2 separate regions of the Homo sapiens genome follow, and region 2 is linked to region 1. A link is a loop called in an ENCODE intact Hi-C map of the cell type or tissue named here. Cell type or tissue: IMR-90. All regions are shown on one strand. Links, peaks and the distances in the headings refer to the core of each region. The heading gives the core; the rest is flanking DNA.

What was found. Hi-C counts contacts between places; a loop is a spot of excess contacts. Peaks named below come from ENCODE experiments on the same cell type or tissue, not always from the same donor. Only the 100,000 strongest peaks of a DNase experiment are listed, where the experiment ranks them.
Region 2: a loop joins it to region 1, with 2.6 times the contacts of the local background. A loop is called at or near these places in 5 of 110 quality-filtered maps.

Annotation. Positions count from the first base shown.
Region 1 is chr9:120,617,980-120,622,494 of GRCh38, forward strand. All of the region lies in intron 3 of MEGF9 (multiple EGF like domains 9), which reads right to left. Among named protein-coding and RNA genes, the nearest start is that of CDK5RAP2, 40 kb to the left of the region's middle. In IMR-90, for the core only: a CTCF peak has its summit at 1,954 (motif pointing right); a DNase peak (open chromatin) is centred at 1,952.
Region 2 is chr9:120,828,005-120,832,519 of GRCh38, forward strand. It overlaps PSMD5 (proteasome 26S subunit, non-ATPase 5), which reads right to left. Exons shown (of 10, transcript NM_005047.4): 3 at 3,828-3,941; 4 at 3,327-3,455; 5 at 1,095-1,204. Among named protein-coding and RNA genes, the nearest start is that of PSMD5, 13 kb to the right of the region's middle. In IMR-90, for the core only: no CTCF peak of the experiment used is centred there; a DNase peak (open chromatin) is centred at 2,367.

The DNA of each region.
Region 1 (4,515 bases), core at 233-4,232:
AAAGTTGTTTTGGATGTGTTAGGTATATAATGCCAATTAAAACAAGTGGATATTTGACAGTTGGATATTTGAGTGTGGAGATCAACGGAGAAATGCAAATCTGATAATAAGCACATATATAGATGGCATTTAAATTAAATCCAGGGTTAAGGGGGAAAATGAGCTAAAACAAACAAACAAATACAAATTAAATCCAGGGGACTGAATGAGACCACTTAGGGAGAAAGTTTAAATGGCAAAGACAAACTTGACAAGCTCTGAGCCCTGAGGCACTCCAGTGCTTGGAGCTGAACTGAGGAAGATGTAGTAGAACAAATAAGAAGGAAAAGCTGGTTAGGTAGCACAAAAACTAGGAAAGCATGATACTCTGAAGTAAGTATCATTGGGGAGTAGAGGATTGGTCAACTCAGTCAAGCTGCTCAGGTCAAGTTACTCATCATGGGACACTATGAATACATAAAGGTACACTGGATTTTCAAAGGAAGTATATTATATGAACATGAAGTTCCAGTTTTAAAAATAATATCCCCCCACTTCCATTTTAAGGGAAACGTGCTTAATAAAGAAAATCTAGAAAAATACAGGAGTAGAAAGGGGTAAAAAATCATCCTAGGAAATCTCTCATTAAGATTTTTAGGCTGGGCTCCGTGGCTCAAGTCTGTAATCCCAGGACTTTGGGAGGCCGAGATGGGTGGATCACCTAATGTCAGGAGTTCAAGATCAGCCTGGCCACCATGGTGAAACCCCGTGTCTACTAAAAATACAAAAATTAGCTGGGCGTGTGATGGTGGGCGCCTGTAATCCCAGCTACTTGGGAGGCTGAAGCAGAAGAATCGCTTGAACCCGGGAGCCAGAGGTTGCAGTGAGCCGAGATCGTGCCATGTACTCCAGCCTGGTGACAGAGCAAGACTCGGTCTCAAAAAAAAAAAAAAGATTTTTAGTACTTCTCTTTGTAATCTTTCCTCATTTACAGGGGTTTGGCTTTTGTTTTTTAACTAGTCTAATTATATGGCATAAGTTATTTTATACCTTGCTTCTTTCACTTTCTCATATTGCTATATATCATTCTTTAAAACATTTTATCAGCCAGGCACAGTGGCTCACATCTGTAATCCCACCACTTTAGGAGGCCGAGGCAGGCGGATCACCTGAGGTCAGGAGTTCGAGACCAGCCTGCCCAACATGGCAAAACCCCGTCTCTACTAAAAATACAAAAAATTAGCCGGGCGTGGTGGTGGGCGCCTGTAATCCCAGCTACTTGGGAGGCTGAGGCAGGAGAATCGCTTGAACCCAGGAGGTGGAGGTTGCAGTGAGCCGAGATCGCGCCACCATACTCCAGCCTGGGCAACAAGGGTGAAACTCTGTTTCAGAAAAAACAAAACAAAACAAAACATTTTATCGAGAACATAGTAACAGTTACCATTTACTGATTACTTGTGATGGACCAGGCACTATATAAAGGCTGTACAAGTGTATTGCATTTAATCTTCACGACAACCCACTAGGCAGTTACTGCTATTATATCAAATTTATAGATGAAGAAACAGATTAAGCAACTTGCTCAAGGTAAGGTCAACATTTGGTTTTCTGTGTTTTTAATAATATACTGCCTAGATAACAGTATTTACTTAATACCCTATTGTGAGAAATTGGGTTGCCTAACTTTTTAAAATTGTAACTACCATTTTGGTGAGCATCTCTGAATATAACCTTCTTAAGAATTTAGAATTCTTTCCTTAGAATAGATTCCTGGAAATAGAACTACCAGATCAAAGAACAATTTTTAAGATTTCTAATACTTACTGTCAAATTGCTTTCCAAAATGTTTATCCAAATATATCTTACCACAAAAAAAGAGTACTTTGAAAATCTACTTCAATCTAAAACACAAGGTATAGCAAAACAGTAGAGGGGGTGAAAATAGGACTGTGAAAACACAGTAAGTGGCCACCAGAGGGCAACCTTATCACAGCACTGTTGAAAATAAAGTCACTTGACGAGAGTGGTTTTATATAAAGCTTGTAATTTTAAATACAGTATTTGCACTCCTTCACGTTGGATTCCACTTTTATTATAATTCCAAACAAAGAACCCATTTATTTCTCTCACTACTAGCTGCTTTTAGAAACCATAACCATGAAAAGAATTATTTTGCCTTAAATTATCTCCAGAGAAAGGACAGGTCAGCACTTACATGACAGTAAAGACAGTGGCCTCGTTGCCTTAAGAAAAATTAAAACTGAGAATCAGCAATGTAGACTGCTTTTCGGTACTGTAAAAGATCTAGGGAGTAATTTTAATCGACTCAGTATAATGAAGTATTCCTGTTGTTACTCAGTATTGAAAATAATCTTTCCTCTGTACGCCTTTCCATTCATTTGTTCATTTATTTGATAAAAATTTAGTGAGTAGTTACTATATGCTAAAGCTCCATGCTAGAGATTGTGTATACAATGGTGAAAAAAAAAAGTTCTTGCCCTCATGAGTGAGCCATATGTGACTCAGAATCACAAATAAATATACAATTACAAACTGTGAAAAGTGCTATGAAAAAATACAAGTATATGTGAGAGCATATAATAAGGAAATTACCATTAAGCCTAGAGCATCAGGAAATGCTTTCTAATGAAGTGGCCTTTAATTGACGACTCGAGGGAAGAATGTGATTTAATAAGGCAGAGGGGTCAAGGATGGAGGTAGAGGTGGATTAGAAAAACCATTCTTGGCAGAGGAAAGATCATATATGAGAACCCTGGGACCAGGGAACATGCCTTGTTTTAGAAATAAAAGCCAGTCTGACTGGATCACAGATGTAAAGAAAAAGAACGCCACAAGATAAAACTGGCAAATAGGCAGAGACAAGATCGCATAAAAGAAAAAAAAAACAATTTCTTCTAAATCAATTTGTTTTACTATAGAGTATTTGAATGAAGAATAAAACTTTCAACCGATTTTTCCAGGGTACTTTTGACTTCAAGTATTTTGCCACCCTGTTCTCATAAAAACACTTGTACTTGTCAGACTAGTGTGTCCTGATTTTTTTTGCTTGTTTGTTTGGGAAAAAAAATGTTTCCAAGGAAGGATACTTAATTCTTACATTTAGGAAAACTAAGATCAGAAGTTAATTGGCTTTAGTTTTTAATGGTTTGACTAAGTTTGCCTAAATGTGGTTTTCTTTGTTTTATATTGCTTAGGGTTTGCTGAACTTTCTGAATCTGTCGGTTGACACCTTTAATCCATTTGGAAAATTCATGGCCATTTTCTCTTCAGATATTACTGGGATCCAGTATCACTTTCCTCTCTTTTTAGATCTCCAATTACATTTATGCTAAACCTTTTGGCTGTGTCCCACATCTTCCCTGCTCTGTTCTTTCCATTATATTTTCTCGAAATGCTTCAGTTTGGATATTTTTAATTGTACTGTATTCAAGTCTTCTAACTTTGTCTTCACTGTGTACAATCTACTGTTAGATTAATGCAATGAGTTATTAATTCACATGTTGTATTTTTCAGTTCCAGTTTGTTCATTTGATATTTTAGAGATTCCAATTTCTATTGACATTTTGCCTCTCTTCACCTATTTTGTCTGATTTTCCCTTTATTGTATGAAAATACTAACTTTAGTCAAGTCTTTCTAAGTTGACTCTAACACCTAGATCACCTAAAGGTCTGCTTCCATTGCTCATTTTTTTTCTCTTTGGTATTGGTCACATTTTTCTGTCTTTGCATTGTCCAGTATTTTTTATTGTATGCCGGACACAGTATATAAAAGAACCAGAGAGGGCTCCCCTTTCATCTGTTAGGCAGATATAATGAGAGAATTACTTCAATCCAATCAGAAGGTGAGGCGGCTTGAGGGTGGACTGTAATTTTAGTATGAGTTAATCAACTTCTGGTTCCTTACTATTTCTTGGTCAGAGCCTAGCAAGCCTGTGTCTCCTTAGCCCTAAAAGACTGTGAGAGATTTGTATTGGCCTTTGGTAATTTGAGCTTAGGTCCCACTGCATGCACCCTCAGAGTCTGAAGACATCTTGAGGGGGAGATAATTGAATGTCATAGCAGGCCCTCTCTTTCTAAAGGGATTTTGTCTCCTCAGCACAAGACTGAAAGAGAAAGAGATTTTTTTCTACCTTTCTGGCCCAGCCTTCCATCTTTTGCATAGTCGGCTAATATCCTGTGGGAAAGCTGGCCTTGTGTTTGGGGATCCTCTTGTTTCCAACCATCATGCAAGCCTCAAATGACTGCCAAAAACATTTCTTGTATCTCTTTCCTAAAGAATTCCTTTGCTTGGGTCTAGCTCATTCTTTGCCTATGCTCAGAATCAGCAAATGTCCCCTGGAAAGACAATGGCTGGTGATCATCAGTTTACCTAGGAAGAGTTCCAACCTTTCTGGAATTTTAGTTCCTATAGTTCTCCTTGCCTCCATAGGTATATGACTTTTTTTTTTTTTTTTTAATTTACGTACTTTTTCAAGTTTGTTGTAGCAGGAGTTTGGCTTGCTGTGATCTAGTACA
Region 2 (4,515 bases), core at 402-4,401, 210 kb after region 1:
ATTTTTTTTGAGACGGAGTTTTGCTCTTGTTGCCCAGGCTGGAGTGCAATGGCACGATCTTGGCTCCCTGCAATCTTCACCTCCCGGGTTTAAGCAATTCTCTTGTCTCAGCCTTCCCAGTAGCTAGGATTACAGGCACCCACCACCACGCCCAGCTAATTTTTTGTATTTTTTTAGTAGAGACAGGGTTTCACCGTATTGGCCAGGCTGGTCCTGAATTCCTGACCTCAGGTAATCCATCCGCCTCAGCCTCCCAAAGTGCTGGGATTACAGGCTGTGAGCCACTGCACCTGGCACAATATCTTTTTTAGTTACTGTTCTGAGAGATGAGGAAACTGAGATGTAGAAAGCTTATAATTATCTGTCCAAGGCCAAACAGCTAATAAATAGTAGAGAGGCATGCAAGCCAAGTCTTCCTCATTTTGAAAAGCTCATATTCTTTTTTTTTTTTTTTTTTGAGACAGAGTCTTACTCTGTTGCCCAGGCTGGAGTACAGTGGTGCAACCTCCACCTCCCAGGTTCAAGCAATTCTCCTTCCTCAGCCTCCTGAGTAGCTGGGAATATAGGCACATGCCACCATACCCAGCTAATTTTTGTATTTTTAGTAGGGACAGGGTTTCACTATGTTGGCCAGGCTGGTCTTGAACTCCTGACCTCATGAATCGCCCACCTCAGCCTCCCAAAGTGCTGGGATTACAGGCGTGAGCCACCGCACCCGGCCTAGCCCATGTTTTTTCTATCATGCCATAGTGTTGCTATTTAACAATGCCAAAATAAATGAATATGATAAAATATTAGTAATTCAAAATGGCAGTTACCACATGATTGCAACTTTTTAAGAGCACACAGGCCTAGGGACATGGAACAGAGTCACTTGAAAGTAGCTGAATTGTCATGTGGGGCTTTCCCAAGTTCCAGTATGTTGTCACGATGTAACTTGAACAATTTTCTAAAGATCCCTCCTTCAGGACACACATCAGTCATGAGATTGCAACCTGGGCAAAGTCTCTAATAGAGAAAATCACAGATGTCCCAAGGTTGTTTCCCAGCCCTTCAAAAGAGGATATTTCACTTTAAGAACTCAGTCAACACACCTGACCAACACATCCTCACCAGTCAGCTCTCTCAGGAGCTGGGTTACCAATCCACTTGTGGTACAGTAGTTTAAAGATTCTGGTGACACGGAAGAAATCTCTATAATTAGCTGAAATAAAAAAAAAAACACAGAAAAAAGAAAAAGGTCAAATCAGCCCTACGCCTGATAGATCTCATTTTAAGTTAAATGTAGGACTAGGTACTTTTTATAAATGAGTTTTAAAAAATCCATTATTTGTCTCTTTAAGTAGAAAAACTTCAGTGAACGCATAAGAAATTACTTTGGCACAGATTATTATTATTATTATTTTTGAGACAGAGTCTCACTCTGTCACCTAGGCTGGAGTGCAGTGGCGTGATCTCAGCTCACTGCAACCTCTGCCTCTTGAGTTCAAGCGATTCTCGTGCCTCAGCCTCCCCAGTAGCTGGGATTACAGGCATGCACCACCACACCTGGCTAATTGTTTTGTATTTTTAGTAGCGATGGGGTTTTGCTATGTTGGCCAGGCTTGTCTTGAACTCCTGCCCTCAAGTGATCTGCCCGCCCTGGCCTCCTGAAGTGTTGAGATTACAGGCATGAGCCACCATGCCCTGCCACCTTGGCACAGAAATGTTCCATTATATCTAGGTGTATCAGCACTTTCCCGCCCAAGCAATCATCAATCAGGGTACAAAAGCCTGAATCAGCCACAACAAACAGATTATAAAACCATTCACTCATTCAGGCATCCTGTCAGTCAGTCAGTCAGTCATTCACTCACTCATTCAGCAAGTATGTTCTGAGGTCTTACTGAGAGATATAGGAAGACACTGAAGGGTTTTAAGCAGAGAAATGACACAATCAGATTTGGACTTTTAAAAGACCATTCTGACTGCATGAGAAGATAGACTAGGGATGATAAAAATGGATGAGTGGAGACCAGTTTGGATGCAAATATAGTAGCCCAGGTGAGTGACACCAGTAAGTTAGTCTAGGGTGGTAGAAGCTGTACTAATGAAGAGAAATGCAGGGGTTTAAATAAAATCAACAAAATATGATGACCGAATGGATATGTGGCAAGGAAAACAGGCCTCAGAATGAGCCAAGGTCTAATACCCAACTAAGCAGACTGTGAGACACAGCCAGTTTGTTGTCTTATTTTTTATTAGGGGGATAGGGTGGATAAGGAAGATCAGGAATTTGATTTCAGCATGAGTTTGAGTGGCCTAGAATATACCCAAGGGGCCAAGAGTGAGTAAGCAGTTGAGCATGAAGGTTCGAGCTCAGAAGAAAGGTCTCAGTTGGAAGTTTACATCTGAGAGGCATCATCACTGATGGGAAGTGAAATCATAAGTGAGTAAAACTGCCTAGGAATGAGTAGAGTACCGTGAAAGCAGGGCTTGGAACTCTGTTTTCATCAACTCCAACAATTAAAGATTCAACGGAGGATAATGAGCCAGGAGGCTGAGAAGAAACTGAGAGGTAGAAGGAAAAGCAGCATAGTATGGTATCATGACATGCAAAGTAAGAAAGTGTTCTGAAGATGGAATTAGACTATAGAGGATTCTATTTCAAACATGCACCCTATTAACTGTGTGGTCTTGGATCAATTGCTCCATCAATATGAGGTTAATGATAACAACATACAAAGTTTACTGTAAGAATTAAAGATAATATATGTGAGTATTTTAGCATAGTGCTTAGTACAAAGCTGGTACAAATAAGGGCCATTTCTTATTACTACTACAAATTTTTTCAAGTCTGGTTTCAATATCTTCTCTATCATAGTAATTATATTGCACTGTAAATATATATATATATATAAAAAGGGTCTTGCTCTGTTGGCCAGGCTGGAGTGCAGTAGTGCAACCACGGCTCACTGCTGCTTCAACTTTCTGGGCTCAGTTGATCCTCCCACTTCAACCTCCTGAGTAGCTGGGACGACATGCACATACCACCATGCACAGCTAATTTTTAAAATCGTTGTAGAGATGGGGTCTCACTATGTTGCCCAGGCTGGTCTGAAACTCCTGGCCTCAAGGGGTCCTCCTGCCCTTGCCTCCCATAGAGCTGGGCTGTAAGTATTTTTTATGACTGTCTCACATACTAGGCTGGGAATGCATCCTTATATTCCCAGCACCTACTGTAGGGCCAAACACAGATTATATACTTAATGAGCCATCTTGCTTTTCAGCATAAGCCAAACTGCATTCTGCTTTGTAAGCATGAGAAAGTGTGCTTTTTATCTTACCTCATACACCCTGTATCGAACAATGTCATTTGTTTTCATTACACTTTTCAAATCATCCAGCAGATTGCTTTCAAATAAAGCCTCCAGTCCAGCTTGGGTTAGTGATATTCTTGACAGGGATTTGATAGCCTTATAACGAAAGAAAATATCTCTTACATTCCCAAAATGCAGGTTATTATCTACTTCATAAGAGTGATGTAAAAATAGTGCATGGAATGCACCTTGCCCATGTTTTAGCTATTATTTATAATTGGAAAAGACGCAAGGTATCCCCCATAGAATTATGATGGATACTGTAGATATGTATATCCTAGAAAATGAAAGGGGTTTACTAGTATTTACTTGACAACCATTTATTTTACACAATCCATATGAAGTTGTAAATTCCATTACGCAAATCATCCATTCTAAACCTTCACCTCTCAATTCAGAAGGCCTTTCTTTATCTTTTGGGACACCGATGTCTCTGCACATTTAAGTCAATGATTCTAGTAGACTCACCGCTTTTGCTACAGATAGATTCTCTCCACCAATGCAATAAACAATTTGTTTTAGTAATTCAGCATTATTTAGAATCTCAGTAACAGCATCAGAATTTTCAACAATTCTTCCAATCTGAAAGAAAAACAATCAGAAACACTCTTCTAAAGTAGGGCAACATACGGTAAACACACGATGGTCCAATTTCCTTAGTGCACAGTTATTTTAGGAGTTAGTGATCACAGCTATATATCAATTCATTAAAAAATCAAAATGACCTAAATTCATTCAGTCAAACACACATATGGTATAGTCACATCTTTGAAAGGAAAGAAAAAAGAAAGTGGGTAAAGAGGTAAGATAGTTCAGTGAGTGAAAACAATACAAACCCAGCTCTATGTTTAGCTACACTGACCTTGCACAAATTTTAGCCCCATTTCTTATCCGTAAAATGGGAACACAATATTTAATTCCAGGATAGTTACGAAGATTAAATGAGACCGAACAGGCAAAGCACCTGCTACAGTGTCTGGCATATAAATGGCCAGTGAATAAACTGATATCTTCCCCCTTTCCCCCAACCTTTTTTTTTTTTTTTTTTTTTGAGATGGAGTCTCACTCTTTCGCCCAGGCTGGAGTGCAGTGGCGCGATCTCAGCTCACTACAACCTCTGCCTCCTGGGTTCAAACGATTCTCCCACCTCAGGCTC